Regions from separate parts of the Mus musculus genome. Here region 1 is linked to region 2. The links are chromatin loops, found by intact Hi-C in ENCODE. Cell type or tissue: left cerebral cortex. All regions are shown on one strand. Links, peaks and the distances in the headings refer to the core of each region. The heading gives the core; the rest is flanking DNA. Region 1 overlaps Ptprm (protein tyrosine phosphatase, receptor type, M). Region 2 overlaps Ptprm (protein tyrosine phosphatase, receptor type, M).

Region 1 (15,462 bases), core at 2,724-10,723, 110 kb after region 2:
ATTTGTTACAGGGAAATGGCTGACATCAGAGAGGGACTAAGCCCCATGGTCTAGCCTGAAACCAAGAAGAGTGAGCAGCAGCATGCCTGCCCTCAGGCCAGAAGGAAGGAGCCAAAGAGCTGACATTGTCCTTCAGACAGAAAGGCCAGATCAAGGTCAACTCAAGGTCAGTTCCCAGAGCAGTGGGAGGCTCAGCCTCTGTTCTGCTCCAACCTTTCTGTGGTTGGGTATGGCCCCTGCACCTCAGGAAGAAAAGCTGAGCTTGTGGCTCCATCACTAATTCAGGTATGAGTGGCTTCTATAAATACTAGCAACAAGGTTTCAGTCAATATCTAGATGCTGACTGGTCTAGGAAAATGACACATCAACCCACCACTATCAGGAATACTGGAAGCTTAAACTTATAGAGAGTTAAAAATGTATACTCTATCTAGATATCATTCCCTAATGAAGCAAACTATTAGTAAGTACACTCATTAAAGGGCATGGGTATGTCATTAAAATCAGTTTGCACATGATAGTTTGTAGTTTCTGATAGGTATCTTACTGTATGTCCATAAAAGGTAATAGATTTGCCTTTCTCCAGACATATTTGGAAAAGAGACAGTATGCTCCTTTTCTGGAAGAACTGGGCTTCTCTTCTTTATGTACAGGCCACTGATGTGGTACGATGTTTTAGTGTAACAAAGAACTAATTGCCTTCCATAATCAAGGTACGAGAAGAGCCTTTGATCCACTTTGTACTGTGGGCATAGTGGCATTTTGAGATGAAGAGTTTTAGATGAAATTTGATAAGTGTGGAGCTGTGCTTGGCCACGGCTGGCAGTCTCCTTGCAAACCATATGCAAACAAAGGCATTTGGAGAGGGAAGGGGCAGCCGGTTCTGGGCAGCAGTGTGAGCTAAGTGCTCCATGCAGGACCCAGCCAAGCAGCTCTTCCAGTTGCTCATATTTCTTCGTGCCTTTCTGAAGACTCAGTCACTTCAGACTGCTTCTCCTGCATTGGCAGGCACTTGGACGAAGGTCTTACCTGGAACACAGCAAAGGACTTTCAAGGCACATCATCAACAACAGCTGTGGGATATATTGCTAGAATACTGTGGGCTCCCTGGAACGTGGGCACTAGTCTCAGAACGTTCAGCGAAAAGGATGCTGTAGAGAAACAGAGATGATGGCAGGAGGAGGTAGGAGGGTGAACAGCTGAAGCCTGGAAACAGAACAGCTCTGAGCAGGTGAATGGACTAACTGGCTGGCACTACTGGTGTCTCCATGTCCTGGACTGGGTCAGAAACAGAATAGGAACAGGTTACAGGTTACCAGTCTCTACTGTGATAGCTGTTTTCACTACTATATCTTCTGCTCAAAGGGGCATTTGCCTCTTTACATATTCCATATAGGAACAGTGGTCAATTTTTGTAGGATCAGGCCTTAGGCTGTCAGAACCTAGAGAGGACAGCAACCATCTCCCTTCAGTTGAGTATGGGCTAAGGGCTTTGACCAAGGTCATTTTATTCAGAAAAGTGAAAGTTCGCATGTCCAGGCAGGAACTTGCTATGTTTTGTAATGTTTCCAGCTTCCTTTAGTACCCATTTCAAAATTAGGAAAACTCATGAGATGATTCCAAGAACACATGGCTCACTGGCCCATGCTCCATGCTCTTCACAAGAATTCGTGATGAAGGTCAAGATATGGCCCCATAGGTTATTGGTTTAACAGGAACCTGTAATACAAGGTACTAATGCCAGGCATTTGCAAAGCCTGCAGTATAGTCAAGCTTTAACATTAGCCTTCCTGGGAATTGGGAAGTTAGCTCAGTCAATAAACACTTGAGTTCAGTTCCCAGGACACACACAGACAAAAGAGAGCTGTGCACAATGGTGTGTGTTGGTATTCTTAGTGCTGGGGAAGCAAAGGTAGACAGACAGCTAGAGCTCTCTAGCCTGCCAGCCTGGCCTGTTTGAGTGAGTTTCAAGATAAAACGTCAGTGGACTAGACCCGAGGAATGGCATGTGAGACTGTCCTCTTCCTTCTGCACATGTGTGTGCATCTCCTCACATGCACCCTCACATATGTGCACTCAGAGGATATGGACCTGTGCACATGCATAAAACACAGACACAGAGACACACGCATGTGCACATGCAAGCACACACCTGCATGCGAGCACACACATGTGCATGAATTCAAGCATACACACCCATGCATGAAAGCACATATATACATGTGCATATGCCAGCACATACCTGCACATGTGAGCACATACACATGCATGCATTAAAGCACACACATGTGCTCATGCGAGCACACACACACTCACACATACACATACACACACACACACACACTTTCCAACTTGAACAAATAACCCTCTAAGACAGATGAATGGTTTCCGGCTTGTCAGCACCTGCTGTGTGTTATAATTGACATTTCCTTAAACTGTTCTACCTCAGTTAATGTCATTAAGTTTTAGAATTTAAAAAAGAGCTACTGTTAAAAGCTGCCTCTGATTATTTTGACTGTGCAGGACCATCTCAGATGAGATCATACAAAAGCTGTAGGTAGTTCATCTATTCACCATGCCTGACATATTTAGATTTGTGAATCTCCTACCAAAAGCAGGGAGAAAAAAAAATCAGATACCTGAAAATGGCGGTAATTAGACATTTAGGTGGCTGAATGCCACACGAAGACATCTCAGTATGTCTTCATGACATTAGTTTTTTTTTTTTTTTCCTTACCTGATTTTGGCTTCTGAAACCCCCAGAAAACACTATAGAGCTAACATCCAAAAGAGGCTAGCTAGCCTGCTATCAGGGAGACTCAGTCAGGGAACAGAGCAAGGAATTCATTCCAGATATGATCTGTCCTGAGCAGATGCTAGCTCCCTGGTACCCAGCCATTGGCAGTATGATAAGGACATAAGTGAGCAGGGCCCAGCACTCTGCAGCTATAAAGACATAACAGCTCCATAGTGGATTCCTAGAGTGGGGTGCAAATTGTGGCTAATGTTACAGTTAGTCTTCATTATCAACTTGATGGAACTCTGACGAGCCCAGGTGAGCGGAGCACTCTGGATGTTTCAGGGGGATTAGCTGGCTGTGGCTAGCACCGTCCCAGGGACTAGGAGCACAGGCAGAATAAAGGGCACTCCGAGTGATGCTCAGGGCAGGTGGTCCTCACCTTTCTCTGCTTCTTGGCCTGCGCTGGCACTCTTAGGTATGTGCTTCCAGGGCTGACCACTTGGTATTAAATAATCCACCGCCATGCTTTTTCCTGGGGAAGACTATTTCTCCCACAGTGAGCATTCTGTAGTTGCCCATTCTTCTGTGTCTAGTTGAGTCCTTGTGAGCCACCTACCCCTCATCTATGTTAACATGTCTGTTTGTGTTGTCCTTATGAAGATAATGCCCTCACAGTCTTCGTAAGGTTTTATGGGTGTAGCTTCTGATATTCCTAGAAGACGCGATCTCACAGCAAAATCTCTGTTCCTCGGACTCTTAAAATATTTGCCCTTTCCTCCACATGATCTCTGAGCCATAGGTTCAAGAGTTGTGTTGTAGATGTATCAGTTAGGGCTGGACTCCATGCCTCTGCATTTTGATTGGTTGTAGTTTTCTGTCTGTTGCAAACAGACTCCTCCTTGATGAGGGGTAAGGATTTCTTTACTCTTACTACAGTCCAGAATTCTCTGCTTAAGGAATGGTGCCACCCACAGTGGTCTAGGGCTTCCCACCTCAGATAACATAGTCAAAATATCTCCCCAGAGGTCCATCTCCCAAGTGAATGTACCTTCTGTCAAGATGACAATTAGAACTGACTGAAGCATACTGTTTTTATTTTACCATGGCTAATAACTGCAGGCCTTGTACTTCCAGTAGAGAGGACAGGGTTGGTGTACTCTACGTGAAAATGAAAGGGGAGCCTGTGGCTTCCTGCCTGTCCTACCTGCAGAAGGTACATTCAGACACCAACCCAACCTGCTGCGTCATTTCAGTGGTTACTAGTCAAAGCAACAGTTTTTAATTCTGTAAAGTGCAGCCATAGAAGCTCAAATCCCCAAAGGAAGTTCAGGGACTTAATTACATCACGCGCATTCATTAAAGCTTCTAAGAGATGGTGTGTTTCTTTACATCCATATAATTGCAGCATTTGTTCGACAGCTTCTTTGCAAACATGTTTCAGGGCCTCCCACACGCAAGTGGCGTGCCTTAATTATGCTCTCTTTGTGCCTACCTCTTGGCCCTTTGCCTGTGGACATTCTATTTCAAGAAATTTGGGGAAGAAAGATGAGAAACATTCAGTTTCCTTTTCTTCCCTATAGGAGCTCCGAGTTCAGCCAGTCACTCATTTCCTGTCTGAAGCTCAGGGAATACTATAACAGTTCTGCACATGGGAGCTGAGTGCATCTTTCCAGCCTTGAGGGGCACTTATTGAAACTCTTTCTGCTGGGCCAGTGTTGGCTGTACAGAGGACATATATCTCTCTGAAGAAATAGAAATCCTTTCTTTGCAGACTGACCTATTAACCTCCACGAGCCTAATATGGCCCCAGAGAACAGGACAGAGGAGACATCTCAGCTGTCCCCGGAACATTCTAGAATCTAAATCACTCTCTATGATTTGAGAATGAGTTAAGGGACTATTCTGAGGGCTGAAAGCAACTTGGGCTTTAAATTCAAGGCAGCCACTCAATTAGAGATGGGGATCAAGAGGTTGCATGTTGGATAAACGCTTTATTTTAAAATAATGAAAGAGACTCATAGAAACAGTAATTTTGCAATTGCTGGATTTTTCTGTTGCCTCCCCCCCTTTTTTTCCCAAATTATGTGTGTTTGGATAAATATCTGTGTGTGTGTGTGTGTGTGCACCTTGTGAGGGATGTCTGTCTTATAGAAAATTGGGTAGAAAGATTGCTCAGGCAATTCATGTCAGTAGCGTTTGGCACAAGTTAGCATATTTTGACTGGCTGTTTGCTTGCCTATGGGGGACGGGGCGCTTACAGAGTCTGAACTGAGTTGCAAAAATAAGGTTGGACTGGGTTAATATTGCTTGTAGCTCCCAGTAATTCAGTCCAACAACCAACCAACTGCCTCCATGAGAAGAGAAAAAAAAATCCAAGCAGAATGAAGGAAAGATAAAGGCCAGGGGTGGGGGTGGGGGGTGGGGAGCGTTCCAGAACTCCACTCAATGGAATGCACTCTGATGTGGAGAGACCCTACTGGAGAGTCCTCAGGAGCCACATGGCTGCATGCTGAAGCCCCAGAAGCTAAACACATAGAGCTCATATGTGTACGCGCCATCTGTGTACCTTTGGAGGAAATTTGAATTTCTGTTTTATGTGCACCGGGTTGGATTTGTTGATCACCTTTCCCTCAAATTGTTGTCCCTCTCCCTTGCATTTCAGGGAAAAGAGTTTCTTCCACTTCACATTTAAGTGATGGCAGAATTTGCATTTCTGTAGACTCCAGCTGTCTGGTTATGTAAATGATGAGCATATGTTATATTGTGTTTTCCAAAGGGGTGTTGGCTGCTTCTAGAGCTTGGTGCTAAATTTATTTCAGAGCTTGTGAAAGGATGGTCCTTTGGGCATGACTAGAGAACACCTCCATGGTACCACACAGAAGGCAGGCCAGCAAAGCTGTGAGTGAGTCATAGCCCAGCCTGCAAGAATCAGGCCTGCCTCATTACAAATGAGCTGGGTTGCTTGTCCAACCTCATCTGAGCGTATGCCTGGAAAGTCATCATGTCTTCCTGTCTTTTAATACTCTGAGACCTCGCCCAAAGTCCTCTCTCCGGGGAGTTTCTGTTGTCTGGCCCTAGCCTTCTGATGTAGAAGTTCTGCTTAATTTTAATATGTAGATTACTTCTGCAAAAATATTTACATAAGTAACTCCATCACAGTCCTGTGGTTGAGTTTGACATGATTGCTATGTTACAGGTGAGTTCAATAGCACACTGAAGACCTTTCCCTAAATTGCACGTGGATACCTACCAGCTTATAGTTTCGGACCAAGACTCTGTCTTGTGTTATTCCTGTTAATGTTACCATAACAAATTACCAGAGGCACTCAATTTCATAAAAGAAAAAGATATGGCTAAGTTTTTGATATTTCAGTTTGAGGTTGACTGACCCATTGCCTTACAGGCTGTGGTAAGTGTAGTCCCAATGAGAACATGTCGCAGCAGGTACAGCTTTATCTCAGAGAAGCACAGAAAGAATGGAATATCTTAATCTTACCTCAAAGGATCCATCCAAGTAAGATCAGAGGACTTTGGAGCAAGCCCCAGCTCTCCAAGGCTCCAGATACTACCACGGGCCATTTAACATACAGACCCCAGAGACCACGCATCAAAGCCTTAAAGCTAGCAGGATTTACCCTGGCCAGGTGTGGTGGCTGATCTCTGCTGTTAACTCCCTGAGATTGAGAACTGCCACAGATACAAACCCTCAGAGGCATGTCCTGAAGAGATTTTGGAGATCAGGATGACCGGGATGGAAAACTCCATCCTGAATACGATCAACTTTATTCCATGAACTCAGTTCAGAATGAAATGAACAGGGAAAGGGGAAGTTGGGAAGGGACATCTAATGTTCTCTGAGCCACCTCCTTTTCCCAAGGTTGTGACTTGCTTACTTTAAGACTGTACCCTCAACCTGCGAACCAAGACCCACACTCCCTCCCCTCTCCTTCCTCTTTCTGTCCCTCCTTCCTTCTTCCCTTTCGCCTTCCCTCTCTCCCTCCCTTCCTCCCTTCCTCTTTCTGATGCTTTTATCATGGGTCATCTCTTTGATGTCAGGTTCACCCAGGGCTACTCACACATCTTCCTCTCTCCTGGTCTCAAGTTCCAGAAGTTTTGCCTCTGCTATTATCATCATGCAGCTAAATTTGGCTTCAGTCTTTGGTCTGTTACGCCGTTCTATTCTCTAATGATGGGCTAAGTGGCCTTTTCCCTTATTAAAGGTACTTTCAGGAGTCGTAACCGAGATGGGGTCGTCTTTCAGAAAGTCCCCTGGATCACAGTGGCTCTGTGGAGTTCCATGTTTAAGCAGGAACCTAATTTATTTGGTTTTACGGTGATTTAGCAGAATGTGAGGAAGAGATCTCATCATGTCCTCCTCCAGCGGATATCTGTGGTTGCTGGGACCTTGGGGGGGGGGGATGGGGGACAGGGTGGAATACATAATTTATTCTCTTCCAAACCAGCTCTGCCAGGCCTTATTGGCTACCACCCAGATGGTGTGTCTTGAATACTAAGTGTCTTTTGTATAGCCAGTAGCTCCTACTGTGTGAGTTACTTCTCCGTGGCTTTGTCCCATGAACTCTTATGAATACAAATGTCCTCAGTGGGATTTAAACTCCCTCATAAAATGTGGCCCTGTGTGTCATTCGGGAAGTCAGCTCCTGGTCCGTGTGTGTGTGTGTGTGTGTGTGTGTGTGTGTGTATGTGTGTGTGTTGGGGGAGAGGTAACTACTTTAAGAAACCCCAACAGCCATGCAGTTGTCCCACTGTGACGCATATGATCTCCTTCATCTAGAGCACCACCCTGCATGTGTATCAGCCACGGGCTGTGGAACATGCCCCCTGCCCGATCTTGGTTCTTCGTATGGGTGATTTTTTTGTTGTTGTTGCTTGTATTAGTCAGGGTTCTCTAGAGTCACAGAACTTACGAATAGTCTCTATATAGTAAAAGAATTTATTGATGACTTATAGTCGGCAGCCCAATTCCCAACAATGGTTCAGTCGCAGCTGTGAATGGAAGTCCAAAGATCTAGCAGTTACTCAGTCTCACACAGCAAGCAGGCGAAGGAGCAAGAGCAAGAGCTAGACTCCCTTCTTCCAATGTCCTTATATTGTCTCCAGCAGAAGGTGTAGCCCAGATTAAAGGTGTGTTCCTTGAACTCAGAGATTTAATCTTCTGGAATCCATAGCCACTAAGGCTCAAGATCTCCATACAAAGATCCAGATCAGAAACTTCTATCTCCAAGCCTCCAGATAAGGGTCACTGGTGAGCCTTCCAATTCTGGATTGTACTTCATTCCAAATATAGTCAAGTTGACAACCAGGAATAGCCACTACATTGCTGTTCATTTGTATTTTTATTTTTTCTAAATAATTTTTAAAGATTTGTTTTATGTAGCTATGTCTTTGTGTCTATCATATGTGTGTGATAGTATGAGAGCAGAAGAGGGTGTTAGGTGTTTCCTGAGAGTTCGTGGTATAGGCAGTTGTGAGCTGCCTAGGTAGGCGCTAGGATCCAAACTTTCCGGAAGATCCAGAAAGGCTCCTAACTGCAGTGCCATAGCTCCAGCCCCTGCTGTGTGGTGTTGAGATGGGGGTCTTAGTACAGATTAAGCTCCGCAGGCTGGCCTAGGGGGTCTCACGAAGGACTAAGTGGCCCAGGTTGGTCCAGAAAATGAACATACTCCTTCCTCGGACTCCCTGGGACTGCAGCCATCTGCCAACATGCCCAGATCTTTGTGTGAGCCTTAGTAGGTATCTCCGCTAAGAAGTCTCTGAAATCTTACTTTTAAGATTTTTTTCCTAGCTATAGAACAAATAAATATTGAGATATTCACAAAGTAACACACTTCTCCTGAAACTGTCAACCTTACCTCAAGGGGAAAACCGGATCTAATCCATTTCTCCTATTAAACTCTGTCACTCCAGCTGATGACCATCCCTGTGTAGTCTCCCTATACTCCACCCCCAAGTGCACCCCCCATACTTCACACACACACACACACACACACACCTGGCTTATTGTTTCTGAGCACAGGTGGGGCATTCTGCATGTTCTCTGGTACATATGATTCTGGGACCACACAAGTTTAGATAATGAGATTTTTTTATTGAGCAAATATTTCTTAGGTAAATACTGTCCTTAGCCCTCTGACTTATGCATGCTTCTGAAAACTCATAGCTACCTACAATCCACCTCTAGTTTTAGAAATTGCCATTTAGCCGAAAAACTAAGGAAATCATTTAATCTCGTCCAGGAATTCATAAAAACAACCCTGAGACTAATTTATTATTACTAAAGACTTTTGTAATTTTAAAAAATATATATCATTACAAAAATGAATCAGTACATTCTTCTTTTTTTTTTTCCCAAGTACATTGGAACAGCAAAGTCAAGTGATCTTCTCTGCCATGCCCAGCAAAGCCATCAGGGGAATGGATCAAAAATGCAACCGTGTCAGTTCTGCTCCGTCACGGTGTAACTAATAGAAACTGGAATTAGACTGGGGCTATAGCTCGGTGGTGGGGTGACATGCCCAGAGATTCGATCCATGGCATCCAAACAAAACCGAGACAAAAGCAGGCTGTCAAATGTCTGAGATCCTTGGGTCCAGATCCACAATGATGAAGGAAAGAATAATGCGTTGTTGGTGATAGCCCGAGGGATTCAGTACTAACCTGTCAGCCACCCGAAGGCCTAACTCTAAAATGCTCAGATTGAGGGGGAAACTACATGTTAAATTGTTCTTGCTGTCCTTTTTGTTTCTACTGGTTGCCTCTTGTCTCCTGGCTAAAGGTTTTAGGAGAAAAATTAACCCGTTTCATTTATTTGAATTCAAGGCTGTGATGGCTTCACTGTACCTCTGCTAGAAGTGATTTCCTACTTATGTGGCCATCTTGCATTCTTAAGGTGACAACTCTTCTGTGTCTGTCCATTAGGGTGTGCCCTGAGGCATATTTCCTCCATGTTTTTTGAAATATATAAGCAGTATTTGCCATTTGGTTACTTTGTGGACCATGGAGAATTAAGAGGTGAGCAGGACCTAACAGTTGAGGAAGGACTTCTGGTCACATGTGGATCCTCAGGTCCTACCATGAAGTCTTGTGTGTCCTCTTTCTGCCTCCTCCTGGCCTCTGCTGCCTCTGCAAAAGATTAGATGCGTAAGCAGGGAGGTTGTTAATTCAGACCTGTGTGGGACAGAATCAGTCTCGTAAGAAAACAACATTTGCAGCTTTCAAGGCTAACTAGAGGGATTAAAGGATCATGAAGGAGTTAATGAGAGATTTGATCTTTCAGCTTAAAGGTCTTAAAAGGAGAAAAGATCACTCTTTAAATCAGAGGCCTTTACTCAGTGTATGTGGAAATAAATAGTTAAAGAGTAAGAGAGGAAAATGTTCTCGATCCCAGTGCCATGTATGTGTTGGTTCCAAATTTCAATAATCAGCCATGCTATTTCTTTGTATTTTAGGATTTAATAATGTGGTTGGTTGACAGAGGAAAAATAGAGAATTGTTCTTTTTGACTTCCTGTGTCTCTGGCTGAGGATGCAGCTTTTCCTGGCTCCAAAGTTTTGCAGCCTTTGGGGGAAAAAAGTGTTGTTGCTGGAAGCCCTGCCTGTCTCCTTTGCATGAACTCCATGGCAACGCTCATGCGCACAGAGCCTGCTGACCTCATTCCCTTCTGCTGCCAGAATGTTTGTTCAGACGGCACACAAGGAGAATGGAAAAAAAGATTCAAGAACTTAGCCTGCCCACTCGGAAGTTGGAGTCTAGAATGGAGAGTCAAGGATAATAGGAAATGCTTGGGAATAATACAAGGAGAAAAGTCTGGTGACTGATTCTGAACAGAAAACAGGCTAACGAGGTTCAAATAGCTCAGCAGAAATGTCCCCGCTGTCACGAATGGGCCTAGCGAGCTGGGAACTTTGGGTGTGAGCCTCGAAGGACCTGCAGGGCAGAGCGAGAAAGGGTGTTCCACGTGACAGTATGTCGACAGTAGCCTGCCTTTTTACAGGCTGGTTTGTGTCCCGGTGTTGGGTACACTTACAATCCATCTTCCTGAGGGATGTTAATGAGAAGACGAGGTGAGGCTTCACAGAAAGAAAACCATTTCATATCTGGTGAGATTTAAAGAAAGAACCAATCACCTACCTATGTTGGAATCTTGGTTTTATGACCAAGTAGTTAAGAAACAAAATAAATCAGCTTTAGCTTTTCGTTCTCACTTCACTTTTCCTTCCGGTGGCGTGACACGTGAGTGATAATTTTGCATCCCTTCTGGTTTGAAGGGTAGTTTGTTTATTTTGCTAGAATGAATGAGAGAATGTGGGGCTTGAGAGTAACTCCTTGCCAGTATTTTCCTTGACTTATTTATATTTTAATGAACCTGTACCGTCTACTTGAGGCTGCCCTCCATGGTGCTGGCAGAGCAGGAGCAGGAATTTAAAGAATGGAGGTTAAGGTTAGGCGTGGTCAAAGGTAGAACTGTCCTTTATTTCCAAGGCAAGAACATAGAGGGAGAAGATGGCTTTAAAGCTTAGGGCTAAAGGAAGAAGCACACAAGGTTTGCATTGGGCCAGGTTCTCTTTATTGGCTTCTAGAGACAAAGATTATATATAGACTCGAGGGAATGAAAGGTGCAAGAGAGGGTCAGTCTTCTTGGGAAAACTGGATGCCAGAGGAGGGGTGATATAACTGCAGCCTGTTTGGTGGGGGTATTCAGTGCTTGGCGTGGAACCTACAGCCTTCTAGGTGCTGGGCAAGTCTTAATAGCGTTCTCACGCCCGGCCAGGAAGAACACAACAGACCAGAATCTTCTGCGGCAAAACTTTATTGCTTACATCTTCAGGAGCTAGGAGCGCAAACTCCCAGCCCCAAAAGCGAAAGCCACCCCAATAATCTTTAGGAGCCAGAGCTCCGGCGCGCCAAAGCGCAGAGCGCGCTCTATTGTTTACATCTTTAGGAGCAAGCGAGCAGGCGCCAGAGCCAGAGAGAGAATGGCGGAAAACCCCGTCCCCTTTAAGGAGGAGTTATCCTTCGCTTAGGACGCATCACTCCCTGATTGGCTGCAGCCCATGGCCGAGCTGACGTCACGGGAAAGGCAGAGTACAAGTAGTGGTAAAATACCCTTGGCACATGCGCAGATTATTTGTTTACCACTTAGAACACAGGATGTCAGCGCCATCTTGTGACGGCGAATGTGGGGGCGGCTCCCAACATCTCCCCCTTTTCTTTTAATAAGAGCAAATAGGCCACCCATATTAATGAGAGTGGAGATAGAGGTCAAATCCCCAGTGTGTAGGTAAAGGAGCCATGTACAGGATTAGCTCTTAGGCTCACAGGCTTTTACCCAGAGCAACCCTGACCTGCTCCCGTGTCGTTTTGCCTGGAGAGAAGGACACTTGGACACTCAACCTTCTTGAAAGATGACATGTCTCCCTAGAATAGGCTCATTTTATGCCGCAGAGCCCTTCTATTGCAGTGCTTAGCCGTGCAACTCTCTCGGGCTGCTGAAGCACACTCACTCTATCCCGTGCAATGAGACTAGCCTCATGGGATATAAGAGCTGAGTGGCCAGCGACCTATTGCCTAAGCATAGATATATCAGGGGAAGCTCCATGTTCTAGTCCTGCAAGCGCCTGGGCAATAACCACCTTGTCTCTCCTAGTTTGGGCCTTAAGCTTACAGACCAATCAAAGAAGCAACACTAATCCACAGCAAAGTGTATCTCCAAATAATATCAATCCCACCCATTCTTTAAAGAAGGAAAATGCTGAGGAGATCCAATTGGGTAATCCTTTGGTCAGGGACAGGTCCAAGCACGTGGAGTTGACCTGAAGTCTCAATTCCCGAAGGATCTGTTCAAATTCAGCCATCCAATTCTGTAACATATACTGAAAAAGACTTTTTGACAAATTAGCTGCCCTAGTAAATTTAACATACTGAATGGAAGTAACACACAATCCCGGAAACTTTTGTTCACATCCCAGCTGAGTTATTTGTCATAATACATCTAGTTGTATCTGGACAAGATCTATGAGTTGATTAACCAGCATGAGACCTCTCTGTATCTTGACATTAGCTGAGGCCTGTTTATCTATGACTGTAGTCACTGAGGCTGACAAAGTGTTAATGGTGTCAGTCATCTGGACCTGTCCAGACAGAGCCAAGGCTGTCTGAATCAAGGCTAAACCCAGTTCCTAGTTAGTGGTAAAAAAGCAGGAGAATACTTGAGCATTATACATCACCGTCATTGGGAGTGGAAATGTCGACATTATCCCCCAACGCTGCTCTCTCTTTATTATTGACGCCCTGGACATCACCAAGACGAGGGACATCAGTATTCCCTTGGTCAGTCTGGATTTTTCGGGTGAGTCTTTCTGGTATCCAAAATGGGTTGTCTTCATTCTGTGGGAAAACACAGACCGCTCCCCTGGATCTTATCAAAATAGGATCCGGGCCATACCATTTATTATCAAGGACATTTTTCCATTTAACCATCTCATTGGGCCTATCTGGCTCTGTACAATGACGTTCAGCCGCAGTATGGCCATGAACATCAATATTTAAAAAATTGAGTGTAAAGAGTGCCATAGACACAGACACTCTTGGTGCTCGGGGTAAAATCTCTTCAATTCCCCTCTTTTGTTTTATAAGATAGGCTTTGAGGGTGCGATGCGCACGCTCAACAATACCCTGTCCTTGAGGGTTGTATGGAAGTCCAGTCAGGTGGGTTACGTCCATCTGACGGCAGAACTGCTGGAATTTTTGAGATGTATAAGCTGATCCATTATCAGTCTTAAGGAGTTTGGGTTTCCCCCAAGCACTCCATGCCTCAAGACAATGTTGAATCACATGTGAGGCTTTTTCTCCGGTTAACGGAGAAGCAAACATGATGCCAGAACATGTGTCAATGGACACATGGAGATATTGAAGTTTTCCAAAGGAAGAAACATGTGTAACATCCATTTGCCAGACCTGTAGAGGTCGAATACCGCGTGGGTTAATTCCCACATGAGGAACTGGCAAGAACTCACAGCAGCTTTGACATTGAGTAACAATGTCACGGGCTTCTTTTCTTGTCAAGGAGAAACGACTGCGTAATGTTTCAGCCGTCACATGAAAATTGTTATGAAAATTTCTTGCAGCCTCTACCGGGGATGATAGGGCAGCAGCCACCACTTTAGTGGCCTTATCTGCCAAATCATTTCCCAGAGCCATGGGGCCAGGTAGGCCTGAATGGGCTCTAACATGAGTAATATAAACAGGAAATCTTCTAGATAACAAAACTAATTGTATCTGCTGAAAAATATTGGCAACTCTACTGGAAGGCTTAATCACTCCAGCCACTTCTAAAAGATTTACTGCATTAACCACATAACAGGAATCTGACACAATATTAAGGGGTTCTAAAAAGGTTTTTAAAACTTCTAAAACCACTAAACATTCTACCACTTGAGGCGAATTTTCATTATATTGTTTGGATACCACTTTACCATTAGCCACATAGGCACCTATGCCAGTTTTTGATCCATCAGTATATACCACAATCCCATTTTTAAGTGGGTTTCTTACTGTTATTTGTGGAAAAACAACAGATTGATTTTGGGCAAACTGTAAAATTGGATGTTTTGGATAATGGTTATCTATTTGTCCTGAAAAGGAGGTAACTAAAACTGCCCAATCATTAGATGTGGCTGCCAAGGTTTGAACCTGTGCAGCGGTATAAGGTACAATTAAAAGATATGGACTTTGCCCAAAGTGGGTGATTGCTGCTTTTAGGCCTTTAAGGGCAAGCTGTGCAATTGCATCAGGATACCAATCTATTATTTTAGCTGGGGATACGTTTGGATGGATCCACAACAATGGCCCATTCTGCCACAAAACTGCGGTTGGCAATTGTGCTGTCTTAAAGACACACAAACTGAAAGGCTGCGAATCCTCAATACGTTGTAATTGTGCATTCTGTAAGGCTTTTTCCACCTTTTGTAAGGCCTGGTTAGCAGCTAGAGTAAGAGTCCTAGGGGAGGAGATATGAGGATCTCCTTCTAAAATACCAAACAAAGGCCTTAACTCAGCGGAAGGAATCTTTAAAAAAGGTCTGAGCCAATTAATATCTCCCAACAGCTTTTGAAAATCATTTAAGGTATGGAGGTGATCTCTTTTTATCTAAACATATAAATATTGATTTCTCTCAAAGGAGGAAATATGCGTGACATCCATTTGTCAGACCTGTAATGGCCTGACGCCACGAGGGTTTACCCCTACGTGAGTAGATAAAATTTGACAACAATCTAAAGGCATTATTAAGTAATCAGAATCATTTCTAGTAGAACCAATCCCTCTTGCAGCTCTAGGAATACCAGAGGAAGAAAAAACAGCCATGTAGGCTTGGCAAAATTATTAGTTGAGCTATTCTGTCCCCTTGTGATATAGAAAAGACAACTTGAGGACAAGAACAGAGAACCTGAAGTTCCCCTTTACAATCCTGATCTACAACTCCAGGGTAGACAATAAGACCTTGTAGGCTGCAAGAGCCTGCCTCTGTCATTATTGTCCAGTGGCTTCACCTGCTCGGGAGAGCGCCTTCCAGGCCCTAATAGCCTTTTCATCTGATTCAGAACTATTAAGAACTGGCTTCTCTAATTGATCTTTTTTCTTTTCTTTTTTCTTCTCCTTCCTTCCAATCTCTCCCCAGGTATTCTTACCTGACCTAAACTTTT
Region 2 (15,462 bases), core at 4,235-12,234:
TTATTCTTTTGATATACTGGATGGAACAGGCTATAGTGAATGTTCTGTGTTGCTTCTTTATAGTCACTCTCTTGCTTCGAGCACCCAGAGCCCATTTTCCTTGGGTGTCATACCGCTAGATGTCTTGGTTCTCTGGCGGAGTTCATTTCTAGCTGTAGAAGTGGGTCAGTGTCACTCCCAGGGAGCCTGACAGAGTCTTAAGTGTCAGCAGTCCACCTTAGTCACGGCTTCAGATCCACAGAATTCACTATCATTGTGTGTCCTTAGTTATTCCTTCAGAAACTGATACCATCCAGTCAGAGTGACTAGTAAGACACACATGTCACGGTTGCTAGGAGATGTATGTGCTTACAGGCCTTGAAGACGTAGGGTTTCGGTCCAGTTGACAGCCTCACTGTCTGAGAATCTAGAGAGGAGAATGATAAAGACTGGGTTAGAGGCAGCCTTTGTACCTTTCCTTTACCAAGAAACATCTGGGGTTTCCTTTGCGCTTGTTAGTTAACATGAGCCTGTGTTTATGGTTCCCCTTTGGAAATAGGCTGACTTCCCATGAATTTCCAGCTACTACCAAAAGTCAACAGAAACTATGTTTTGTTTGACTATGAAGCAGGTGAAGAGTTCAACCTACGTCTCTAAGCCTAACGGAGCTTTTGAAAGCGTAGGTGATAATAATTCTGAACTGACTGACTGAATAGACTCTGTTGTGTTCTAGAATCATGTTTAAACCTAAGTTTTTAGTATTAAGTCAGGAGGAATGTAAGTTTAAGTGAGCTGGTAACCATGATCTTACCTTGCTTAGGAGAAAACATTCTATTTTTGAGAAGGGCAAGATTACAGTTGGCAGATATTGATTATCTGTACTGTGGAGTGGAGCCATGGTCTTAAATATTGCCAGAGGTTATTTATATTTTACTTTGAAACATAACCCTTGGGGAACAACTCTACCTTCTTCGTCATGTCCATCTTAGACCAATGCAATAATATATTTATTCCAGAACATTCCCGTTAGCATTGCAGGAAAGATCACTGGCTAGTATCAGAAGCCTTCTGAGGTTTTAATTGTTGCTGTGGATAACTTGTAAGGAGCTCACCCCGTGTTAGGAGCTCACCCCGTGGTCTGCCTCTCAAACCTCCGCACATTTTCCCTACTTGCACAGGGTTTGTGCTAAAATTGGCAGTGTGTCTCCCATTTTCAGGCAAGATGCCTCTTCCTGTTTAGACTTCAGAGCAGAGAGCTGACAAATGCTCAGAATTGTGCCATCTGACTGGAGTCTGTGATGTTGTATTTTGTTCCCGTGATGAATTGGCTTTCTGTCCAACGAAAGCCACTGGAAACATATGGTTTAGCAGTTGGCTGTGGGGTTTGCTTGTTTTGTTGGAACCCCAGAAGCTGCCGTGTTAGCTTTGGTATATGCCCTTGGAAATCCAAGGCGCTTTGGCCAACATGTTTGTTGTATTAAAAGTGGACACAGATTTCATTTCTAAGTCAAGGAAAACAAATTTCATGATTGGACCGTGAAAGAAGCAGCAATCCCTTTTGTTGTAAGCACTGCTTACCCATCCTTTTGTTTCTGATCACTAGGAGACAGATCTGCTCTGCCATGTTAGGGTGTCATTTTGGTAACTGGGGTTCTCTGAGTGCTTCTGATCTTTGATCATCCCAGCCCGGGCACTGTAATTTCTCCCACTCTCCTGCAGCAGACACCCCAGCCATAGCAGAGGTCATGTCTCCCTTATGGTATCTTGCTGTTACGTGGCTGTGGATTGGAAATGAGGACTGGAGATAACACCCTGGACCTAGGGACCCTCAGGCTCACCCTGACAGGGTTCCATTATCCCCTCCCGTATCAGGAAGCATTGCTTTCTCTGTCTTTGGAACTCCGATGAGCTACTCTGAACAGCTCCTGCCAGCCTCTAATTCTAACGTCTGAACATGCCAGGATTTGTGGACCGGCTGCTGATTGTGGTCCCTGTCCGTGGACTTGTATGGATGGTGTTCTCTTTGTTTGAGGGGCTTCTTTAGAGCAGTGAGATATAAGTCAGCGTTGGGTAACCACTGGATCCATTGGCTCAATAATGTCAAGAGTCTGTATCCTTCTCTAGAGCTGTGCTTGGTGTGATGGCTTCCCTCTTGGTCAGGCTTTCTCTCTGCAGCACAGGAGATGAATAACGATAGCCTCAAATTTCCGATCCTAAAACTGAAGACTGAGAAGAACACAGCGCGCCCCCCTTCCCTTCCCTTCCCCACAGCCATATCACACCTGTTGTGGGCCTGCGCCCCCCTTCCCTTCCCCACAGCCATATCACACCCGTTGTGGGCCGGCGCCCCCCTTCCCTTCCCCACAGCCATATCACACCTGTTGTGGGCCGGCGCACTGCCGATGCGCAATGTGTACAGTTCCCAGAGGATGCTGAATCCTCACGTGACCACCCAAGGGCTCTGCCTGTCATGACGGCTGAGCTGACCCCAGAGCCTTGAAGAGTTGACACTGTGAACACGTGTCCTCTATCAGAGAGGAGGGCGAGCACGTGCTCATCACAGACGACATGTTCCAAGAGCTAAGTGGACAGAGTAGACATGGAAGAAAGCGCCACATTCCCGCTCATCAGCTCGAGTAGGGATTTCCTCAGATACCTTATTCTTTAAAACGGGTAGCTGCAGGCTGCCTGGGGCCACATTGTCTGTGCTTCTGTCCTCTTCCACTGCCTTCCTCCGGCATCCCCATATTGCTGCTCCCTGATGGGCGTCCACCCTACAGAAAGCTTTGCTAAGAGTCTGCTGGACCAACTGGAAAAGGAAGTTATGCTTTTGATTCTTGATTTGCACCCTGATCCACATCCCAGAAGCTCCCAGAGCTCAGATTCCTATGAATAAACTATCACGAATGTCTCAGCCTTGATTTCAGTTCAGGGGTCTTATTGTTCCCAGGTGGTTCTGTCTCTCCTGCCACAGGGAAGCTCATGGCTGACTCAGCTTGATACAAGACAGCACGAACGCATTAAAAAAGTCTTTTTTTTTTTTTTTTTTTTTTGCTAGAATACATTGTGCATGGGTCCATCTGACTTTTCCTCTTGACTATGAAACAGATTTTTCTCCAGTGGCTGGCTGTAAGATTTTGCTCATTCCACTTTAGATTAACCTCTGCCGATGACTTCAGGGAAGTGACTCAGGCTTTCAGTGGGGACTCAGGATGTGGCTCATAGAGGGCTCCTCTCTTGTGGCTTCAATGACATTCTTTCCGGGCCTCCTATCCACAACAAAGCCTTTCTCCTGCTCCAGCACCAGAGACAATGGGCTTGGATCAATAACCTCTCTCTCTCTCTCTCTCTCTCTCTCTCTTCTTACTTGTGTCAGTCTGTATGTATTTGTGCATGCATGAATGTGTGTGTTCAGGATTTTATATATGCGTACATGCATTGCACGTCAACCTTGAGTGTCATCCTCAGGACCCATGTTTTATAGGATAAGGTCTTACCTCGGCCTGGAACTTACCTTGTAGTCTGGGCAGGCCAGTGGGTCCTGGGGAGCCACCTATCCGAGCTTCTACAGTGCTGATCTGTGATACGTACATACCTCCACACTCAGCCTTAGGGCTTTATGTTTACCACAAGTAGTTTACTGATTGAGTTGTTTCCCCAGTCCCCAAAGCACTCTGTGTGTGTGTGTGTGTGTGTGTGTGTGTGTGTGTGTGTGTGTGTTTGATCCCAGGATTTGATCCATGCCCAGTATATACTCTCTAGGAGATCTGTAGAGCCTGGTTGTGTAGACTGTGGAGGTGTATAATTGCAATGTTCAGACTCAGCAGGATGAAGGGGTGCCGGTGCACAGGTGCTGATGCAGAGGTGCCAGTACACAGGTGCTGATGCAGAGTTGTCAATGCACAGGTGCTAGTGCCAAGGTCCTGATGCACAGGTGCTGATGCACAGGTGCTGGTGCACAGGTGCTGATCCAGAGGTGCCAGTACACAGGTGCTGATGCAGACTTGTCAATGCACAGGTGCTGGTGCCGAGGTCCTGATGCACAGGTGCTGATGCACAGGTGCTGATCCAGAGGTGCCAGTACACAGGTGCTGACGCAGAGTTGTCAATGCACAGGTGCTGGTGCCGAGGTCTTGATGCACAGGTGCTGATGCACAGGTGCTGGTGCACAGGTAAATGCACAGGTGCTGATGCAGAGGTGTTGCTACATAGTACTGGTGCACAGGTGATGGTGCATAGGAGCTGGTGATAGGTGCTACTGCATTGTTCTGGGCATGTGATTTTTAATACTTTTTTAAATTGGATATTCTCTTTATTTATATTTCAAATGTTATCCCCTCTCCCAGTTTTCCCCCACTCCCAGAAACTCCCTATCCCATCCTCCCTGCCCTGCTTATGTGAGTGTGTTCCTCCACGGGCAGGGGATCTTAAATAGAAGGCATTTGTGCAGCTTTGAGCCCATGACTGTTGGCTCAAATGATGAATGGACTTGGCGTGTCTGTGGCTTTGTGTCTGTGTGTCTGTTACCACGAGTGCTGGCAAGATTTGTAGAAAAGCATCCTCAAAGAACAGTCTGATCATGTGACAGAAATTGGCAACAAGATGTCTCTGTACTCTAAAGTGTGAAGTGCAGAAGCAAGGGGCTGAGTCACCGAGGAGCTCAGCAAGCTCCCACAGACCACAGGGCGGCCTTCATCTTGCTAAGATCTGTTGGCTTTGTATGAGCTACACATTGAGTGTTTTCCTAAACACAGAAACACAGTCTTGTATTTGTTTCATTTGTTTCAATTTTCCCAGGATCCTGTAAAGAGCAGCTAAGTTGTGCCTTTTTCTTTCTCTCTTCTCTTCTCTTCTCTTCTCTTCTCTTCTCTTCTCTTCTCTTCTTTCTTTCTTTCTTTCTTTCTTTCTCTGGTCTGTGCAAGAGAGAAACATTTGCACAGGCGAAGCAACCGTGGGGCAACCCAAACAGTCATTGCTTATGAGAAGTTCCATGTGTCTGGGTTGAGTAGGAACATGGACGTGGAGGAAAAATGAATCTGACCATAAAATTCTTGGCTTGTGTGTGTCGGGCCTGCTTGGTGGGAGTTCCCTTCACCTGCTGAGTCATCTGGTTGGCCCAGTGTTCTGAGTTCTTAAATGACGGCATTAAGAACTTCATTTCTAGGTGTGCCCCACTAGCATGCTTCAGACCCCTCTTCATTTAGAAGAAATAGAAGATCTAGAAGGGTGAGTGTGTGAGGCTGAACATGGAGAGAGCAGCTGCCTGGGCAAATAACCAGGAGGAGCCCAGACCTCCCTGAAAGTTCCAGTTCAGGCATTTGCTAAAGTCACCTGAGAGGCTGCAGAGCTGCCTGGAGCTTTAGGAGGATTCAAAGAGCTTTGACATTTACATTCTGGCCACCTGGGGAGCCAGGGAAAAAACTCCAGGCCTTCTCTGCTTTCACTAGGACTGCACAGTAACAGACCATAGGACAAAGAGTGAGGCAAGGACATCAGATGCCTGGGTGACTGAGTGACTGACACCAGCTTCTACCCACATCGAACTGTAGAACAGAGCAGCCCACTCCTAACCAGCCCTATGCTAAAGCAAGTGAGTCCTCTCTACAGAAGACAGGATCAGTGGGGGACAGCAAGTTTTTCTGTAACTTTTTTTTTTTTTTTAAATAGTGCGACTAACTTAAAAATAGCCAACTATCCCCAACATGATCCATAACTGAAAATCAGTCGAGGTTAAGGCATGAAAACAGAAACCCTGAGGTGATGCACTTGATGGAACTATTTAGCTCTGAATAAGACTAGTCAAACGATTGAAGTATACCAATAATTAAAATATTACCGAGAACTCGGTCTGCAAGTGAGGGACCAATAGATATCTGAGAATGTAAACAAGTTATAAATTAAAATCTCAGTGACTTGGTTTCACGTGAGATTTTACATGCCGAGAGAGAACTGGCAAGCCAGAATTTAGACAGAAAATAAATTTGGCCCGTGATGCCGAGAGGACAGGAAAGCAGAGATGGAGCTGAATAGCTGAAAGTCGCAGAGATGTATCACCTGCCACTGAGGCCCCTGGAGGGAAAAGAAGGACAAAGAAACAGACAAAAGCAGGATGGGATACAATGACCGATGCTCTAAAAATACTTGCTTGTTTACCTGACCACTAAGGCACTGTGTGTGCATGCACTGTAGCGATATGAAGCGGTCAGAGGGCAGCTCTCAGGGGCTGGTTCTCTCCTTCACTCTGGCAGCCCCAAGGATTGAACTGGGGTTACTGTGCTTAGCAGCTGAGCCATTTGCAGATCCCAGAATGGATGCTTTCCCCAAACAAACAAAGATCCGTTAAGCTACTAATGTAAAGAGAGGTTATAAATGCAAACGTGTAAGTGCAAAGGAAGTCTAGGTATAACATCAAACTGCTAGAAGCCAAAAGCACGAGAAACACAGCCAGCCCGAGAGAGACATGGCTCCTGCAGACTGAGTGCAGCCAAGAGGCTGCCCTAATGTGTCTTACAGTAAGGAGCAGTACCCAGGTCTACAGCAGCCCCTCTGCACGGCTGAGGGAGTCTGCAAGTCAGGGAGCTGAGATCGACAGTCATTGAACAGGTTGAATGTCAGAACATGGTCCAAGGATGGAGTTAAGTGAGGAGATTTCTGACAGGTTGTAAAAATCTCAAGAAACCAAGACAAGAGTCTTGTGACTTGCGTTTCTTTTTTGTTTGTTTGTTTGTTTGGTTTGGTTTAGTTTGGTTTGGTTTTTCGAGACAGGGTTTCTCTGTGTAGCCCTGGCTGTCCTGGAACTCACTTTGTAGACCAGGCTGGCCTCGAACTCAGAAATTTGCCCGCTTCTGCCTCCCAAGTGCTAGGGTTAAAGGCATGCACCACAACAAAAACAAAGACAAACCATAGAGTTGGTCTTGGAATGTGATCTTTGTGCCCCTCCCAGGTGTAGCAAATAGGAGAGACCTTACTTCAGGTTATTCATTACAACTGGCTCTTGTTATCCATGTAAAAGCATGTTTTTGTCACCTGCAGTTTATCCTGGTGATTGTACACTTTACTTGTGTGACTCCGCTTAACCCACAGAGGATAAACTGTCTGATGCTCTGAATAAAGCGGGCTATTGCATGAGACGTTAGTCCACCTTATTCATCAGTCCTGTTCTCTCAGGTCTCATCACCAGCTAGAACAATAAATGGTTCAGCATCATAGGAAAGCAGAACCCTTACAGGTACAGCTACCCTTGTTAGTTATTTGTTGTTGTTGTTGCTGAGACCTAACCTCTTATGGCAGGAAGAATTTACCTGGAGCTCACAGTTTACAGGAATACATCCCATCATGTCTGGGAAGGCATGGGGAAGTGGGTATAGGTTTGCTGGTCACCTTGTGGACGTAGTCAGGAAGTAGAGGTGGCTGCTGGTGGCCAGCATGATTTTTTTTCTTTCCTCCATTTTATTCAGGCTGGGGATTCCAACCCACAGGGTGGTACCACCCACTTTTGGGGTGCACCTTCCCTTCCCTGTTAAACTTCCTGGAAATCCCACTGAAAGACACTCCCAGGGGTGTGATTCCTAGATGACTCCAAATCTATTCCACTTGACAATGACCATTAACTACCTCACGGTATAGCAGCATAATCTCTAAAAATGTGTAAAAGACAAAATATTACCTAAGTTTCTAACTGCGGAATGAGAAAGTTTGCCAAAGGGGGAACAGGCTGAGAATATTGGCAAAATATTGACACAGTCCTTCTTTGGGCAGCTTACAAATACATACCCTGCCATTCTGCTCCAAGTCCCTTCAAAGGAGACTGGTGTCTTTCTGCTGTGTAATTGTGCAGTCAAGCCGTAGATCTATAAGAAAGAGTTGACGTGGGGCAGCCCCTGTGATAATGTGATTTGCTGGCAAGGCACTTTGCTTTTCTGCCAGCGTGCAAACCTTCTGACAGCTCCTTGGCTTCAGGAGTCGCCTGGAAAAGGAAACATATGCAAAAGAGAAGGAGAATTCTGCTTTCCTTCATGTTTTGGTATTCCACACAGCTCATCAGAAATGTACGCATTGGCTGGGGTGTAGCTCCTCAGCAGAACTCCTTCCTGGCATGCTGGAAGCCTTGGCTTTGATTCCCAGTGCCCATACTAAAATCCAACAACCAGTGGATAACCACACAGCCATGATCAGCAGGAACGAGACCCAGAGGGCTGTTAATAATCATACCAAGAGAAAATGATGTCAAGTTTGGAGGAAGATGGACTGATAAGTTTCATGGGGAGTCAGACGGAGCTAGCTAATTGTTAGTGGACGCGACTGAGCACCAGGACAATTGAACTTGGCTTCTCAATATGTATTTTGTTTTGTGAATAGGAGTCACTCAGTGACCGGTAAGAGCATCTCTGTTGGTTAGAAGTGATAGGGGGAACCAAGAGCTTCTGAAATGGAAAACAGGGCTTGAGGCCTTGGGGGGACAGAGTTTAAGAGAGCTCAGAAGAGCATTGTATTGCATACTTGCTCTCTTTGAAGCCACCTTTGTCTACTAAGAGAGAAATAGCTTCAATTGGGGGGGGTAGGTCTTTTTTTTTTTTTTTTTTTCTAATCAGGTTTGTAGCTTTGAACTTCAATGAAAACTGATTTCGTAATTGTTCCTCAGTAGAACTCCATTCTCTCTCTCTGGTTGTCTTTTCAGTCAAAGAAGCCCAGCTAACGAGAGCAGGTGTTGGAGAGAAAGGAGCCATCAAGTGATCTCTCTATCTGTTGAACCTAGACTACAGAACTGAGAGTCGCTGAATTGGCCATTTGTTAGCATGTACTCCAGGATTTACACACACACCCCCACCACCACCAATCCTTCACAAAACACAAAATTTAAGCGACAATACCACAGATGATGAAAGAAAGCCATTCCTAAGGTAAAGGATGTGATAGATGGAAGTCGTGCTTCCAAATGAGCGGCTGTGTGCTGTTTTCTAGGAACTCACTCTCCTCCTCTGCTGAGTGAGTGCTGTGTTCAGTCACAGAGATGTGGGGGGGGGACACAGGAGCACACCAGGGGGAGAGCTCTGTGCAATTCCAGTTCTGCTCCAAGACCCCCCCCCCGCCTCTTCCGTGCAGGTCAGAAATAATGACAGGCTGCTAGTCTCCTTCTTTACATTTCTACAGAAGTTCTTACCTTTAATAAGAATTAATTGAATTATCCATCAAAAATCCTGAAAGATTTCATAAAAAATATGTAAGAGAAAAAAATTATACAGAGAGAGAGAGAGAGCCAGCGAGAGAGAGAGAGAGTGAGAGAGCATCCAATCTCATTTTGCTGGAAACTCCATTAGGAAACAGAAGCTTGTAGTATAAGATCCTGGCACTGTTTCAAAATGCAGGTACCAGAACCAAAATATTCTTTGACTGGCTCCCTAACCTTAAGATACTACTTAAGGATGGATCTAATATCTAGAATTGCACACACCGGATTGTTAGCAGTTGGTCATCTGTGAGGCATGAAATTGAAAGTCGACAGAGTCCTCATTATTGCTGGATTTTTTTTGACCCCTGTCCCTCAGGGGTTAAACCTGTCGGTTGCTGCTTATATCAAAACATGTATCTGCATTTCTATAGCTCACCCCCCTGTCTATTTAAATAGTCCCTAGATTATTTATAGTACACAAGGCAATATAAATATTATAGAAATAGTTACTAAACCACATTTTCCAGAGAAGAGTGATTTTTAAAAGTCTGGCATGTTTAAGATAGATACATTTGTTTTTCTGAATAATTTTGATCTATGGCCAATGGGCCTTCTGCTGTAGAACTCCCAGACATGGAGACCCCATCTGAGTATGGTCGTCTTCCTCTCGCTGCAGAGAGCAGCTGTTCCCCTGCCCTCTGAGTGTGTCTTTGTTCATTGTGGCTTGCTGTGTCCTTCCCCGAAAGTTCATCCTAGGGGCAGGGCTAAAAGGCAGAGCATGCTTGTCTCACATGTAGAAGGGCCTTAGCTTGAGCCTCAGAACTGTAAAAATAAACGAATAAATAAACCAACAGATGAAGAAATGAAACAGTCAGCTGTGACGGAATAGTGTCCCCAACGTTATGAGGCATATCTGTCATCCAGTGGTTTATGGAGCATAGCCTCATGGGAAGATGCCTCCAGGCTTGGTGGCTCAGATGACCTTGTGGCTTGGTCATTTGTCTACATAACACTTCTCTGTCATAGGGACAATCTCTTTCCTGAACTCCCGAGGCTCTTTCCTGTGTGCCTCTGTGCTGGGAAGTAGTGCCTATACAGGAAAGACAAAGGCTTTAGAAATTTCCAGTAATAAAGGCATAGGGACAGCCTTGCCTGTGGATCCTACCTGTATCCCTTGCTGTGTTAAATAATGTCGGGGCAGTCTGCTTCTCGGTTTCATCCTTTGCATCTGTCTTCATCCTGTAAGTTGAGATAATCACACTGAAGTGGCTTTGCCGACTATTTAAGATCTAAATGAACTATTTGTCGGTATAAGGAGATGGAGCAGCTCCTTGGTCATTAAGCACCTGAAAGACTCATGGGAAGGTTTAAGTCCAGTGTTTTAGTTTGTAGTGTGGAAAAAAAATATGACTGTCAGTCAGAGAGGGCACCACTTCCTCCACGAAAGTATGAGTAGAAAGAGTCAGTAATGTCCTTTAAATGTCTGTGGTACCAGGGATGTGGCTAGAAGTATCATCGCACTCTGAGTGAGACCAGGTCCCAATAACGGCCAACGTAGAAAGTCAGAGACCCCTGGATTTGCATATTCCATGGCTGTGGTGGCTGCTGCTGAATGACTCCATCTTAGCTTTTGCAAAATGGGTATGGTAACACTTGTTGGCTTGGAGGGATTATTAACTGACTCTGTGTCAGGAAGGCTTTGAATTAGATGCAGGGCTAGCTTCCTTGCTTCCCCCTTAGACCAGAGTCACAGCTGATAGGTACCAACAAAGGTTACTGATTCTGCATTATAAATTTCTAATCTACTTCTACAAAGGTAGAAGCATTTTCCAGACATGTACTCTGTTCTTATCCATGCTTGCTTACTACCATGTCATTCACTGGCAGGCAGCAAAAGCGAACTGACTTATTAAGGATCTGTAAGCAAGATGCTCACACTTTAGATATACATACTCATAAGAAGGTGGCAGCATGATTACAATAGTGATTCCAAAAGAGGAAATTAAAACATGCTTTGAATGGTGCCCCAGGCCTTTTTTCCCATCGACAGGTTATCAGCATGCCTCCTTGGAATGCCATGGTGGTCATTTAGGCCACTGGTGCCTGTCCAGATGATGTGGGATAGCATCTGTGTGCTATGATTATGCAGAGACAATGAACTTCTGACTTCTAAATAACGCTCAGACAGGACCGTTTCTGCCTGGCACAAGTGCCTTGCTGTTTCTGTTGGGATCCATTTCCAGTGGACCTAGAGATTTTCAGCGTCTATAGTGGGAACTCATTGGAATGCCTGTGTCTGGGGAGAATGGGAAAGAGTGCCCAGTGAGCAGGCTGACAGATGGCCACATCTTATACATAGGCTGAGTGCAATTTGAAGGGTCCCGTGTGTCACGCTGAAGAGGCTCCCCTTCATCTCATAGCAGCTGCGGAACCAAATTCTTTTAACCTTAAGATGAGACAACTAAAGAATTTTTAAATTGAAAATATTTAAATTCTACAAAAGAAGCAGGATAGAGTTTTCTCCTTAGCCTGGCAGACCAAGTCCCGGGAAAACAGATAGCTATCCCAAAGAGCTAGGATCCAGGATTTAGGGATTTCTGCACGAAAGAAATCATGCAGAGGCTCAAAAATTATAGAAAAAGATCACCAAAGTTGTAGGAAACTGCAAGCTATGTGTGATGAGTTTTCTCAGAGGAATCTAAGTTGTTCTGTGTGCACCCTCTTCTTAGTGTCACCGTGGATAAAAGAATGGGCCTTTAGCAAGGCAGGGCTGTCCTTCTCCCTGTGGCCCTCCCTGCACACATCCTCAGTACGTAGGGCCGTCAGCTCTCACTTCAGAGCTACTCATTCCCTTGATGCCTGGGACTCTGTCACAAGTGTAACACCGGTGTGTTGGCCATAGCCTTTCCCATAGTAGGCTATTTGTAGCTGTTGCAACAGTCAGATTTCACGTATCGGCGTTCATTATAAAGCATCTCCCTGGGCTATGGTCTAGACATGAAATGTCCCTTGCAGGTTTGCATGTGGAAAGTGTGGTCTGGAGCTGGGATACAAGACACCCCACCCCCCACCTGCTCAGAATGAGATCACTGGGAAGTAGGGTCTAGTGGCAGAAAGTAGGTCACCTTTGGGTGGCGTAACTTGTGTCTCCAGGTCCTCTCTTTTGTGTTCCATCTTTTCCACTCAGCTATTTGGTTACCATGAGAAGAGCAGCTCTCTGGACCACAATCGGTGAAGAAAAGATACCAGGATAGAGAGGGGGGGGGGGTGGGGAGATCTATGAGAGGGTTTAGAGTGAGGTAAGAGAAGGGAGAAAGTGATATTATAATCTCCAAATATAAAAGTAAAACCTAAGTTGTATTTTGGTTCACTATCTCAGTGATTTCTGATCCAAAATCTCATCTGGACTGTGTTGGGGGGTGGGGGTGGTGTCTATGGCGAAACAGAACAATAGGGCGCGAACAAATGGCAGAACTTTAATCAGAGCTGGGGTAAGTAGACATAAAGAGGCTAGATCCCACTATCTACTCCAAGGCAGCCTCCTGGTTGGTGGGAGTTCCTCCTCCTAGGCTCTGCTTTCTAAACTCTGGCTCTGTCATCTCCCAATAGAGTCAGAATCAAGCGCATAATTGACAGACCTAACTCCAGCCCTGAAGGATTCTGGGAAGAGCAAAGAAGATGGTGATGGGCCCTCCTGCAAGCAGGCAAGCAGAGCGCAGTGTTTCCATGCCTTCTCCTGCCTAGGCCAGCAGAAAGGGGAAACTGGGCAAACCCTTTATTCAAATCCTACATCCTCAGCTCTAAGGCATCTCCAGCTTGATGGGTAGCCCAGCATTTCAGCAAGGAATAGCCTATCACAGTTAGCATCATCTCAGGCCACACGGAAGTTTAATCCTTGACCAGACCTCCATTCTTCTTATCCAATGAGATTGTAATAGGACACGTTTAGAGGAGCACGGGAGGACCCCACCATTCCAGACTGACACCTGGCACCAGGAAATGACAAAATTAGGCCTTGCTTATTAAAATGTAAGTTTTACATGAGAATTTGTTTTTATTTTCTGTGTATGAGTATTTCCCCAGACATATGCATGTGCACTGACTGTATGTATGTCATGTGCCCACAGAAGCCAGAAGAGGAACTGGGCTATTCAGACAGTCATGAGCTACAGTGGGGAGCTGGGAACAAAACCCAGGCCCTCTGCAAGAGTAGTCAGTCCTCTTAACCTCTGAACCACCTCTCAAGTATACATTTCCATGTCATTCATTGTTTCAATTATCAACTCTCACTTACTGGGGAACTTGAGATGTTCTTGAGGGTAAAGCGAGACCTCATATACTTGGATCTGCCCTGCTTATAAGAATTGTAGACATATCAGTAACCAACTCGTTTCTGTTCCAACCTTTCTTCCAGGCTGGCTGGCTCCCTCCCACCTGTCTTATTATAATTTACAGGCAAACAAGGGAGTCAGTCCCAAGGCCTTGTGTTTTTCAGGGAGAAATCTAGGCCAAAGTGGAGATGCAGTGATAGTGAATTTGAGGCTCAAACCTGAGAAAATTTATGGAGTCATTTGGATCCTGATTGAATTGTGTCTCTACTTGATATGTTTTCTTCTGCTGCTCTGGGAGAGGGAAGTGGAGCTGCTAGACATTGTGGCCCATGCATTTTGCAGGGAAATGATCTCTGGTGCAAAGCTGCCCATGATTCACTTTGGTAGACCTGTTGAGATGTGTGGACTGCAGCCTGTCTGCACAGAGACTGGGATGTTCTGGCTCCTCTCCAAGGTGCACTCTGCACTCTGCCCCGGCTCTCCAGTCTGCGTTAGTGGCCATTTCTGTCTCCACTTCCTCACCTTCCATTGCAAAGGACTCATTCTGACCCTTAGCCCAGTTGTTGTCACAGATGATAACTGCAGCCTGGCAATATTCTTCTGAAAAAAGAAGAAGAAGAAGAAGAAGAAGAAGAAGAAGAAGAAGAAGAAGAAGAAGAAGAAGAAGAAGAAGAAGAAGAAGAAGAAGAAGCCATTACTGACCTGTTTACCTTCCCACATCACACACATCTCCCCTTCTTGTGTATTCAACAGCCAAGCTACATGTTTAAGCACTTTTAAAACCCTCTGTTGTTCCTTGGTGGGTGGAACTGGAAGCTCGCTGAAGTCTTTAGCCACATCTTCTTCATCATTGGATTTTGGCTTTCAGGCTCTCAGCCTAGAATCTTGACCACTGATGGGTGTACTCTGTATAACTGAGCAAATGATAGATCTCTGTGTCTCTCTCCTGCCCTGGAAGTCTCCTTTATTCCTGAGTCCTCTGCAAAAATATGTGTGCTTCGTGCTTTTCAAGTTTCTACTCATAAACAGACTAATGATTGAAACAACACACACCAAGTGTTTTTAGTGCGAAGGAAGCTAAGCGTAGCTGACACTCACCAAGGGTCTCCTTGCCTTTAATAGTTGAATGCAATCTGGCTCGGTGCAGCAAAAACCTTGCAAGTGGGCACATACTATTTTTAAATATTTATACTTGCACGCAATCAGCATTTTTCTACAGCTTGTTTGGGAGGGTCGAAGTGAACCTAAAACACTACACAAAACAAATCTGAATACTGTCCACTTCTGAAGGTTTGCTCTGGACTGAAATGTTATGACTTTAGGTGACTCCCTGCGAAGATTGCCTGGGTTTGGATGGAGACACGGAGACCTGGACAGAGACTGTCAGAGAAGAGGGAGAACAGGAAGGCTGAGGAGAGAGGGGGGCGGATTAAAAAGGCATGGATTTAAAAGAGCATGTAATTGAACTTTGGAGAGAAGCCTACATCTTGAGTTTACATCTTCCTAGGTCTTTGAAACTGTGCTCATCCAAACCTTTGTAACATAGCAGTTATAAGGGAAGAATAATCATGGGACGATACGGCCATTTAGAATACAGCCTCTCACTGTTTCTGTGCCTCTGGCATCTTTGGCAGCCTGGAAAATTCCACAGACTGTTTTCAGTATCATGCTTCTACTTGCATCAAACAAAATATGTAACATTGTACTAGAACTGAGTAAGTGAAAATAAAGGTCTCCAGATCTTGAAAATGATACAAAATGTGAAGAATAATAAATGTGAGTCTTTATCTGTCAGTCTGCTAATGACATAGGCCAGTGGCAGAGCTGACCATTTCCAGTTTGCTACTGTGACAAGTCATAAAAATAGGGCATGAAAATATTTGTTAATTTTTAGCAATGGCAAAAATTTAAGTACTGCTAATGTGACTAAAGTCTATGATCCATATGTGGTAACATTTCAAGGAAATGGTACATGTAAATTTC

The links. Peaks named below come from ENCODE experiments on the same cell type or tissue, not always from the same donor. Only the 100,000 strongest peaks of a DNase experiment are listed, where the experiment ranks them.
Region 1: it touches region 2 in a loop (2.4-fold over the local background); 4 of 42 quality-filtered maps call a loop at or near these places.

What each region holds. Positions count from the first base shown.
Region 1 is chr17:67,002,155-67,017,616 of GRCm38, reverse strand. The region is part of intron 7 of Ptprm (protein tyrosine phosphatase, receptor type, M); the gene reads left to right. Among named protein-coding and RNA genes, the nearest start is that of Mir5709, 16 kb to the left of the region's middle. In left cerebral cortex, for the core only: no CTCF peak of the experiment used is centred there; DNase peaks (open chromatin) are centred at 5,001, 5,574, 7,240, 10,399 and 1 more place; H3K4me3 peaks cover 283 bases; H3K27ac peaks cover 1,185 bases.
Region 2 is chr17:67,113,524-67,128,985 of GRCm38, reverse strand. All of the region lies in intron 2 of Ptprm (protein tyrosine phosphatase, receptor type, M), which reads left to right. Among named protein-coding and RNA genes, the nearest start is that of Mir5709, 95 kb to the right of the region's middle. In left cerebral cortex, for the core only: no CTCF peak of the experiment used is centred there; DNase peaks (open chromatin) are centred at 4,574 and 7,921.